2 separate regions of the Mus musculus genome follow, and region 2 is linked to region 1. The links are chromatin loops, found by intact Hi-C in ENCODE. Cell type or tissue: gastrocnemius. All regions are shown on one strand. Links, peaks and the distances in the headings refer to the core of each region. The heading gives the core; the rest is flanking DNA. Region 1 holds the start of Ireb2 (iron responsive element binding protein 2). Region 2 has its middle 8.8 kb from the start of Ube2q2.

Region 1 (5,375 bases), core at 208-5,207:
CTGAGAATGCGATGAAAGGTTTGACCCCGATGAGGAATGTGAAAACGTTTACCAAAGTGTCAGAGAATCAAGCCTAGCAGTGAAGAACAATTTGAACCAGTGGGCTCAGTTGATGATTCTATTTAAAGATGATAAATATTTTTAAAGAATAATCAGAGGCTCTAAGCAGTAGCGGTCCCTGCCTTTGATCTTAGCACTTGGAAGGCAATAACAGATAGATCTTTGAGTATGAGACCAGCCTGGTCTACAGAGTGGATGACAGGACAGTCACATTCTACAGAGAAACCCTGTCCTGAAAAAAACAAAAACAAAACAATAACCAGAGGCACTGACCATTGAAAAAGTTAACACACACATTCAGTCACTATAGATTATGATGTTCTCTTTTAAAAATAAGATTAGCTTCTGGGGGGAGGGGAGGAGAGGCAGCATCTAATTAACTAAAAGTTTAAAGAAGAAATCGAGGTATGGTTTCTATTGTTCTCAACCAAAAGTCCCAAAGGAAGTTTTATAAAATGTCTTCTGCTCACCTTGACCAATGCACTGTAACTACTAGAAACTAAGCCCACGAAAAACGTAAAGCAACATTACCATACTTGGTGCCGCCAAGTTTAGGTACATTGAAGAACTTCTTCTGTGAATTGCCATTTAATGTTTCAATAAGGTACTCAAAGGTGTATCCTGGAGAAGAAAAAGAACAAATGCCTTTCATTAAATACATTCCATCAAATACATTAAGTACATTAACTACAGTTACCAAGAACCTTATTCAAAGAGAAAACACCCAAACTTTTGCTCAGCAGAACTCTGTGTGTGATGGAAAGCTGATGGGAATATTGCACATTTGCATTACCCTGCGGGGCAGCTACGAGGGCCACCTTGAACCATGGAGGCAGTGATGGAGGTGCTGACTGTCCCATACCACAGACACAAGACTCGTCTCCACGGGACTGCAAGGGGACAATTCTAAACCTCGACTCTTGTCAAACAGAAACTAGTGAGACAGACAGCTTTCTACCTTGCCTGTTGACACAGGGTGTTGTCACTGTATCCCAGAGTGGACTTAACCTCACTGGGCAACCCAGGAGAGCCTGCAAGTAGAGGCAATAATCGCCCATTCTGTCTCCTGAATGCTGGGATTACAGCATTACCCACCCAATGGCTTTTCAATCTTAGAAATGTTAAATGTCTGCAAAGAGACCATAAGAATGGTTTAAATGATGTACAAGCATTCAGAAATCGTGCCCTGAACATGCTTAAGTACAGAGATAATGCTTTGACAAAACCATTGTTAGAGGTTCAAAAGGCAATTAAAAATCCAACAACAGAACACTAAAGATGATTTTTAAAGTGACCATCAAAATATCTAGGTAAACTGGCACATTAGATTCTACTAAGAGATATACCCTTAATGGTTATGCACTAATTGAATATGCCCCCACTCTCAGTGTTGTGAGAAAGGGTGAGGTAGATAAAAATTCATTATGCGGCCTCATTACTTGGATGGGTGAGACCCTTAAACATTGCTCTAAGATCTTCTTCCAAAACCAGAAAAGACAAGCACAGTCCATTCAGAAAGAACAGTGTTTTTCTTTTGTGGAGGGAGGTGGATGGGGGAGGAGACTGCAACAAATGATCTGGGAACCGGCTAACGTTCAGCCTCGACAGCCCCTCCACTTCCAGGAGCAAAGAAAGGGAGATCCCAGGATGCTGGGTAGAAGGATCAGCCAGCAGAGTGAAAGCCAAACAAGGGAGCCAGGTCTTCCGACACTCAATGCTCACAAAAGGGGGGCGGGCAGAGAAAGACGTGGGCTTGTCCCTGCCCCAGCAGTTCCTCCTGGGGGCCTGGAGGCTGCAGCCAACAAGCAGCGGGCCCCGGCCAGGGGCGGAATTAGCGCTCCGCTGAAGAGCGGGACGCGCGGGCGGGGACGCCCGGCCTTCGCGGCCTCCGCCCCGAGGGGAGAGAACGACCAAGCCCTGAGGGCCCGACCGCCCCCCCGGGTGACCGTAAGCAGAGCACAGCGAGGGCCACGGATGTACAGCAGCGCACGCCACCAGCCGCCAACGCTAAGGCGGCGGCCGGGAACTGACCTGCACTTGGGGAGTCCATCGCCGGAGACCATATTATCCCTGCGGGGAGGGGGCCAGCGGGGGAAGGAGGGGGAGGCCAGGCCGGGAAGAGAGGGAGGAAGACGGGCGGACGGGCAGGGGAAAGGAGGAAGGAAGCAGTCTCGCGCAGGCACCGCGAGAGCCGCAGAGCTGGCCCGGGGTCCGCGCTCGCGGGATTTGCCGGCTAACTCTCGCGAGATCCTCGGACCGGCGAAACAAAGAAAGAGCGGGGCGGAGCCAGCGGGTAGGCGGGTCTCTGCGCAGCCTCTGTTGTTCTCCAGAGCTGGAGGTGGGGGGGCGGAACCCTGGGAGGTTAGTAACTTTGACAACGGGACGCCATAGGTTCCGTTACTTTCTTGTGGGCCCAAAAGTATACCGTGAGGTTTTGAGGTCCCGCGATGTCTGCAGGACTGTCTTGTAGGAAAGAGCCAGGATTGGGACTCAAGTTCTCCCTGCATGGTAAAGCCTTGTGTTAAGCCGTGATGTAATGAGGCGCCCACTCGTGCATTCTCAAGAGAACAAGGCCGGGTTAATGGGACACATAGGCAATCGACTAATTGAATGAATTAAAATGTCCATACTTTCCTATAACTTCAACCTTTCTCTTCCCAGGAGCAGTTAAACGTGATGGTGTCCTAAGTTTCTCTCTGGCCCCGCCAGGGAGAGTCCTTATGTCTTCCCTGTCTTGTCTTTTGGTTAGCGGACTCTTTGGAGTTGTCTGGTTTGCCCTTTTCTTCCCCACTCCTATCCCTTCTCAGACTGGTTTCCACTTCCAAAAATGCCTGTGATAAAGGTAGGCATAACTATTTGCTAATACCCCAGCTCTTGCTTTAACTGTTTGTTTAGTATGTTTGCTAAGACAAACTGTATTAGCTTCCATAATTCCAAAACTATTCTGTACTTCCTGGCCTCCAAGCCTGCTTCATCCCAGTCTCCTCTACCAGGGCCTTTCTCTGCCCAGCTATTAAGTGTACTGTCATTAACTCTATCTCGTGACATGAGCTTTGCACCAGATTTCATTTCCTCTGGCTCATTCATCTGTCTATTGGCTCCAGCTATCCGTTCATAAGCTGATGCTCTCTAGCCTACCTACAACTCAAACCCATCTCCTAAGCTTAGAGGAATATATCCTAACGCTTGTTACCACAGGCATCTCCTATGCAAAACCACCACCACAACCACTGCCACCCAAGCCAGTGACTGAGTCCTTATGTGTCTGTCACCTACACCAGCGAATGCCACCGCCTAAGCACATACCAGCACGCTATCCTTGGCTCCTCTCTTCCATTACTGTTTAGAAGTCCACTTGATCCACTGGCTTCCTGACCTTAACAACTGTGACAGTCTTCTCAGAAAGTCTCAAGGGCATGACTATTCTCGAAATCATCTCCATGAAACTGAAACAAACTAGGAAGGACACAGTAACCAAACTCACATACCAAGAAACTGAGTCTGGATTTGCGATGCATTCAGATGGAAGCAAGAGCTCACGTATAACTTCATTGTTCACGAGGCTGAACTGAATAGTTCTGCTTCTCTTGAAACAACACTCCTGTACACCGTTGGCTAACCCTTACTCACTCTTTCAAGACTTGGGCTTTTCTTTTTATGTTTTAAAGATTTATTTATATGTGTATCTCAATGTTAGTGTATGTCATGTGTGTGCAGGTGCCCAAGGAGGCCAGAAGAGGGTGTTGAATCATCCTAATTACCAACCTATCTCTCAAATCTCATGGTTTTCACTAGTTTGAGCTTTTGAAAATTCGTTTGTTGTGGTTCTGGGGGTTGAACTGAAGTCTTCTACAAGAGCACAAATGGCCTTAATTGCTAAGCAATCTCTCCATCCCCCCAGGACAGTCTCTCATACAACCACACTACAACAGTTAAATTCAAGAAATTTAGCACTAGCTGGGCGTGGTGGTACATGCCTTTAATCCCAGCACTCAGGAGGCAGAGGCAGGTGGATTTCTGAGTTTGAGGACAGCCTGGTTTACAAAGTGAGTTCCAGGACAGCCAGGGCTATACAGAAAAACCCTGTCTCAAAAAAAAAAAAAAAAAAAAAAGAAGAAGAAAGAAAGAAAGAAAGAAAGAAAGAAAGAAAGAAGGAAATTTAGCACTGGTACAGTACCATTAATATTTACACTTTATGCATTTGAAGAATCAGCCCTATTAATATTCTATAATCAAACATTGACATCATTTACAACCAAATTTTAAAATGTTGCCAATTGTTTCAATTGTTTACCTTGTTTTATTTATTTGTTTTGAGATGGTCTTGCTGTGTAGCTCTGGCTGATTCCACATTCACCAGACAACCCCAAAGGGACACTAGGCTGCCCACGCGTGACAAACGTGGCTCTGGCAGGGCCTGCCCTTCTCCTTCATTCCCTCTGCCTTGTAAAACTGTTAGATTACACTCCTAAAGCTGGCAATCAAGGTCTGTTCCCTTATTTAGCTACTTCTTCCTCCTGAGGCTGACAACAAAGGTCCAGCTATTAAAAGATTGAAGTCCAGCAATCAACAGCCCCCTTTGGCCCACCTAATTAACACGCACAATTAAATTTAAAACCTCACCCTAACCCAGGGTTTCCCTTTTCCCTTTATAAACTGTCATATGCCTAGGAGGCTTGTCTGTCTGCTCTCCATCCAGAGGCAGTCCCCTGCTCCCCTCCCCCACAGACATGCTCCTTTCCCCCTTTGTCCTGCTCCCTTTCTCCCCTCCCTGTTCCCTTCCCCTTCTCCCTGTCCTTTATCTCCAGTCTTTGTCCCCTATCCTGTCCTCTGTCCCTCCTTTTTGCTGAGAACTTGGTCTTGGGTGTCTCGAGCTGACTCAGAGGGGAAAAAAGCCCAAAGTATCTTCAAACTTATAGCAGTTCTCCTGCCTCAACCTCCCAAGTACTGGTGTTACAGCCATGTGCTACCACGCCTAGATAATATTGTTTTTCTAGAAACTTTTTCCCACTAAAATCCAATCCTGTCTAGTCTGTACTTAGGATAGTCTCTTAGCTGCTTATTTTCCTTGGTGCTGTTGGTATCTGTCAAAGCACATAGTTGTTTTTGCAAAATGTTCATTAATTGGAACTTGCCTCATTGTTTCTTCATGCTAAGGTTCATCAGGTGAGTCCAACCTTTAGATATTGCATCACAGCGCTCACTTCAAAGTTCATGAAAACTTATGCAACCAAGTTTTAAAAAAGTATTTACTTACAATGTTGACGCTCTATAATGGCAAAGGCTATAAACTGCCATCACCACATGAGCCACTG
Region 2 (5,375 bases), core at 154-5,153, 280 kb before region 1:
CTCAGCAGTGGCCAGCAGCAAGGACCAAGAGGAACACCAGAAGTTCTCAGCTATGCCTCTCTCAAGGAAGCAAAAATCAGCGAAAAACTCAAGACCCACAAGTGTTGCACAGCTAGCTCTGTCAGCAAGCCTAGCTCAGCCTCTGCCTCTGCCCTTCAAGTCCTATTTATACCCTCCAACATCAGGTGTCCTCCAAGTGTCTTGCCTCAGCATGTGTGTCCGTCTCAGCTGACATCACTCTACCAATCAACCCAAGTCTGCTGAAGTGACAAGAAACTGCAGCGCACTAACAGAAGTTTTTTGGTATGCTTCTTTATGGAGTCTCGACAAATGCAGCTCAACTCTGAGATATAAGGCAGACCAATGCATGCATGTTGTTAGAAAAGAATCCCTCATCACATGTCCTTTCACATGCTTGCTTTAGCCGAACATCCTTTCACCTGTGTCTGCTTCAGCTAAACATTCCTTCATGTGTTTGCCCCAGCAAAATACTAACTTTCCAAAGAACCCTTATGTTGTTTCTACTTCAGTTGTCCTCTGGCCTCTACATGCATATGCACACACACACACACACACACACACACACACACACACGGCGGGGGGGGGGGGGGGAAGAGAGAGACAGAGAGAGACACACAGAGAGAGAGACAGAGAGAGAAGAGGAGACAGAGAGAGAGACAGAGAGGCAGAGAGAGAGAGAGAGAGGATGCTCTGGTGAAACTTTTTTTTTTTTTTGGTTTTTCGAGACAGGGTTTCTCTGTGTAGTCCTGGCTGTCCTGGCACTCACCTTGTAGACCAAGCTGGCGTCGAACTCAGAAATCCGCCTGCCTCTGCCTCCTGAGTGCTGGGATTAAAGGCGTGCGCCACCACACCCGGCTTAAATTTTTTTTTCTTTCTTTTTTTTTTTTTTGAAACAATTTTTTAAAAGATTTATTTATTTGTTTATTTATTTATGTGTGAGTACATTGTAGCTATCTTCAGAAAGACCAGAAGAGGGCATTGGATCCCATTACAGATGGTTATAAGCCACCATGTGGTTGCTGGGAATTGAACTCAGGACCTCTGGGAGAGCAGTCAGTGCTCTTAACCGCTGAGTCATCTCTCCAGCCCAAACAAACAATTTCTCAGAGACTTTGGATCAGCCCACGTCAGTAGTGAGAGAAGCTGAAGCAGAGCGAGCAGCAGTGAGATCAGAAAGTATCCTGCCAACTCTAGGGACGTGCCTGGGGCAGAGCTGCTGAATCTGAGGGGTGATGATAGTCCAGAAAGAGTTTTATTCAGAGTAATAGTGAATAGGATGGAAGACCGGCAGGAAAGCAGTGATGCCACACAGCCTAAAGAGATGCTGACTGTGGTGTGCTGGGGGTGAGGGGGAGCCTCAGGATAGAGACTTTGTATCTCCGGATAGAGACTTTGTATCTCAGGTCTGCACCTAGGAACATAGGGCAAGGAATATTTTTAAAAATTAAAAACTGGGCTTGGTAACAGAAAACTATAACCTCAGCCTGGAGAGGCAGATGGAAGGATCTTAGGCTTCCTGGCCAGCCAGGTCAACTGAATCAGTGAGACACCCTGTCTCAGAAAATATCATGAAGAGCAATTCAGCAAGACAGCCAATGTTGACTTCTGGCCTCTATATAGGAGACTGTGTGTGTGTGTGTGTGTGTGTGTGTGTGTGTGTGTGTGTGCACGCAAGCATACACATATAAAACACACACAAAATATGTATGTCTGTGCATAGAAAAGCACTTTTATCATTGTAAAAGATAAAATAGGATTCCAAGTCTTAGAACTGGACATTTCAAACATTTTGGACTACCCAGTGGAATAACTGAGGGCCTTTATCCAGGCTGTATAAGTACCTGGAAGGATGCACCATCATATTAATAATGAACATTTCCTGGCAGTGACTTGAGGCTATTTCAATTTTCTATCTGCTTATTTATATTTTCCAAAATATTGGTATTGGATAGATACATGTCAGTAGCCTAAATACATAATTTTAAACTAGTCTCTACATATTTAAGATAGAGAGATGTCAGTCATGGAAGAATTTTGAAAAGAAAATTTAAAAAGTCAGTACATATCTGTTTGGTTTGCTAGGGTTTGAACCCAGGACCTCATAAGTTGCTAGGCAAGCACTCTGTCACTGCCCTACCTCCCAGCCCCAACTTTATTTTTGTTTGTTTGTATTTTAGGTTTCTCACTGAGCCTGAAGCTCAGAGTTTGAGCTGAACTGGCTGGTCAGCAAAGCTGGGAGATCTTCCTGCACGCCCCCCCCCCTCCCCTGCTCTGGAGTTATAGGCTTGTACCACTATAGGCATCTTTTTTTTTTTTTTTTTTTTTTTTTTTATGTGACTGCTGGGGATCAAATTGGGAGCTCATGTTTACACTGTGAGCCCTTGACTCTCACTGAGCTACTTCCCCAGCTCCTGGTTTGATTTGATCTGTTTTCTAATCACAAAAGGACTCTTGAAATAGAAGTGATTCAGAGCTTGATTTACAAACACCTGAACACCAGGCTTCTAGACAAACAGCCAATTCACTGATGCTTCACAAATGTTAAATGGTACCCTGTTTCAGAAAAAAAAAAAAAAAATCCTTCTCCCCAGACCAAGCTGAGTAAGTGTCTTGGTGCTTTCACTTTGGCTTAAGGGGGTCTTCCTCCTCTGGGATCAGATTCGGGTCATCAAGGGGTGTGATTTCCAAGAGAAATTCATGGAAACAAGAGCTTGATTCTGTTTGCATTTTCCATAATCAATGAATGCATTATAGGATTCTGAATAGCCTGAAATCAATAGATTATCTCCCTGGTTACATTTAGGTCTCATCTTACAAAGTATGAAAAATTAAATAGTGATGAGCACAGTCCTTCAAATCTCATGGGCAAGGGTAGACAACACAGCCCACTCAGGGTGGAGGCCTCTTTACCAGTTACAAACACGCTCCAGCTAAAAGCCTGGAGCTCCACTCAGAGGTTAAAACAAAATCTGCTCATGGCAGAATACCAGAATGGCACTGAGCTGGCTTCCGGGGTTACTCTCCCGGGAACATGTGGCCAGTCACATTCTCTGATACTTGATTTCTTTGTGTGTCAAGAGGTCTTGGACAGAATTCATATTTTCCACCATCCAGACATGCTTAGTTCCAAGAATGCGTGAGGGAATTTGCTAGCTCAAAGGGTTGAAATGGTCAAGGAGCCCACAGGTGTGAGAACAGAGCAAACGTAAGTGCCACAGGAGCTGGACAGAAGGCATGCCCAGTAGTTAGTAGTGCTTCCTGGCAGAGAACAGAGAAGGCCAGGGAGAAATACTTTGTCTTGGTTGAAGAACTGACTTCTCTTCTACTTTCTAAATGCAACAGTTATGTGGTGTAGTTTCCCTCTGAATTTCAAAGGATCCCAGATTTGGTCTTAGTCGGCACTGTCCCAGAAGTAAGCCATTGAACAAGGATTCCAAATACAAATATGGTCTCTCTGATAAAACTGGTAATATTCTAGAATCCCTTTGGACCCCAATTTCATTCCCCCCTCCCCCAGGATACTTCTGTTCTGTTTTGGATATTCACTATGCCAATTGCACCTGGGTTTCCCTTTTGAGGAGATTGTTTGTTGGTTTGTTAGTTGGTTGGTTTTTTTGTTTGTTTGGGTTTTTTGTTTGTTTTTTTTTTTTTTTTTTGGTTTGTTTTGGTTTGTTGTTGTTTTTTTTTTTTTTTTTTTTTTTTTTTTTTTTGAGACAGGGTTTCTCTGTGTAGCCCTAACTGTCCTGGAACTCACTCTGTAGACCACGTTGGCCTCAAAATCACAGAGATCTGCGTGCCTCTGACTCCTGAGTGCTGGGGTTAAAGGTGTGAGCCACCACTATCAGTGGGGCCCAATAGCTAAGATGTGGACAAGGGGGTACACCTGGAAAAGACGTTATCACTTCCATGGTGGCAGAGTGGGATCACAGCTGCCCTTCTCCTGCTGAACTCACCTCCTACCTACTATGTAAGAGAGAAAGAAGCTCTCGAATGTCAGTACTCTATTTTAGGTGCTTTGTTTTCAGCATGTTCCCTAACCAACAGACTCCCTCTCAGGACAGTTGGCTTCCCATTGGGCCTTATTGTATTACTCTTTCTGGACTGTGTCCTTCCTGGAAAGAGACAAGTCACAAAGGGAAAATAAAGGAGAAAAAAAGAACAAATAAACCTATTACTGATGTTTGCATCACTCACGGCTGCCAACCATTCTTTAAATAATCTTTGTATCTGGGGAAGGTTCTGACAGTGATTAAATAAAGCCAGACAATAGTTAAAGTGAGGAGAACAGATTTTTCATTCAGTAACTTCTGACAACAGGGGAAAGGGCCAAGCTCCGTTCCAGTGTGTGCATCGGTGACAGGTCAGGTTGAGAAGGAGGGTCAGGGGAGTGAACTGGTCCTAGGGGAAGAGCTTGCTGAGGGCTTGCAGGGATGCGATGGTGCCACTCTCAAAGTTAGGATCCACTTTTCCCTGTCCGTTCTGATGGATACGTTTCAAAGTAATGGTTTTTGGGTCCTTGAGCAAAACACTATGCGTTGATGGACACACACACCAAAGACATAGAAAATATTTCCTTTTGTAATAAATGTCCTAAGAAAGGGAAGGCGGGCAGGGGCCTGTCTCAGTGTTGGCTAAAACAGATTACATTGTTTCTTTTTTGACTTCTGAGCTGTTCCACACAAAACACTCAAAAGAAGACTGGGATGGGAGGAGCTGGGAAAATAACTCAGCCAGTCAAGGCTGATAAAAGCATGCAAACCTGATTACAGCCGTAAAAACATGCAGACCTGAGTTTGATAGGAGAACCCATGTGTGATGGCATGGGAGGCAGAGGCAAGCATATATGTGTGAGCTGAGGCCAGCCTGGTCTACAAACCGAGTCCCAGAACAGCCAGGACTATACAGAGAAACCTTGTCTCAAAATACAAAACAAAACAACGAAACTAAAACAAACACACAAGCAAGCCAGGTAAGGTGGCAGACTCCTGTAAGTCCAGCTCTGGGGAGACCGAGACAGTTGGAGTCCTGGGGCTTGATGGCCATTAAGATAGCAGTTTTTTGTGGTTGTTTTTTGTTGTGGCTTACAGGTTACAGCCTATTATCAGGGGAAGCCAAGGCAGGAACCTAGAGGCAAGAACTGGTCTGTAAAACAACAGTGCTTTCTGCCTTGTTCCCCATGGCTCTCTCTTGCCCATCCTCTCTGTTTTGTTTTTTTTCCAAACAAGTCCCACATGTAGCTAGCACTGACTTTTCTACTCACTCCGAAAACACCAGGCTGTCCTTGAACTCACAGAGATTTGCCTGCCTCTGCCTCCTGGGATGAAAAGCATGAGTGTGCACTATAACCTGGCTCA

The links. Hi-C counts contacts between places; a loop is a spot of excess contacts. Peaks named below come from ENCODE experiments on the same cell type or tissue, not always from the same donor. Only the 100,000 strongest peaks of a DNase experiment are listed, where the experiment ranks them.
Region 2: it touches region 1 in a loop (2.1-fold over the local background); 1 of 42 quality-filtered maps calls a loop at or near these places.

The regions. Positions count from the first base shown.
Region 1 is chr9:54,860,613-54,865,987 of GRCm38, reverse strand. It overlaps Ireb2 (iron responsive element binding protein 2), which reads right to left and starts at 2,233. Exons shown (of 22, transcript NM_022655.3): 1 at 2,092-2,233; 2 at 592-681. The coding sequence starts at 2,110. In gastrocnemius, for the core only: no CTCF peak of the experiment used is centred there; DNase peaks (open chromatin) are centred at 1,957 and 2,304; H3K4me3 peaks cover 2,206 bases; H3K27ac peaks cover 1,550 bases.
Region 2 is chr9:55,137,869-55,143,243 of GRCm38, reverse strand. No RefSeq gene overlaps it. Among named protein-coding and RNA genes, the nearest start is that of Ube2q2, 8.8 kb to the left of the region's middle. In gastrocnemius, for the core only: a CTCF peak has its summit at 2,990; a DNase peak (open chromatin) is centred at 2,981.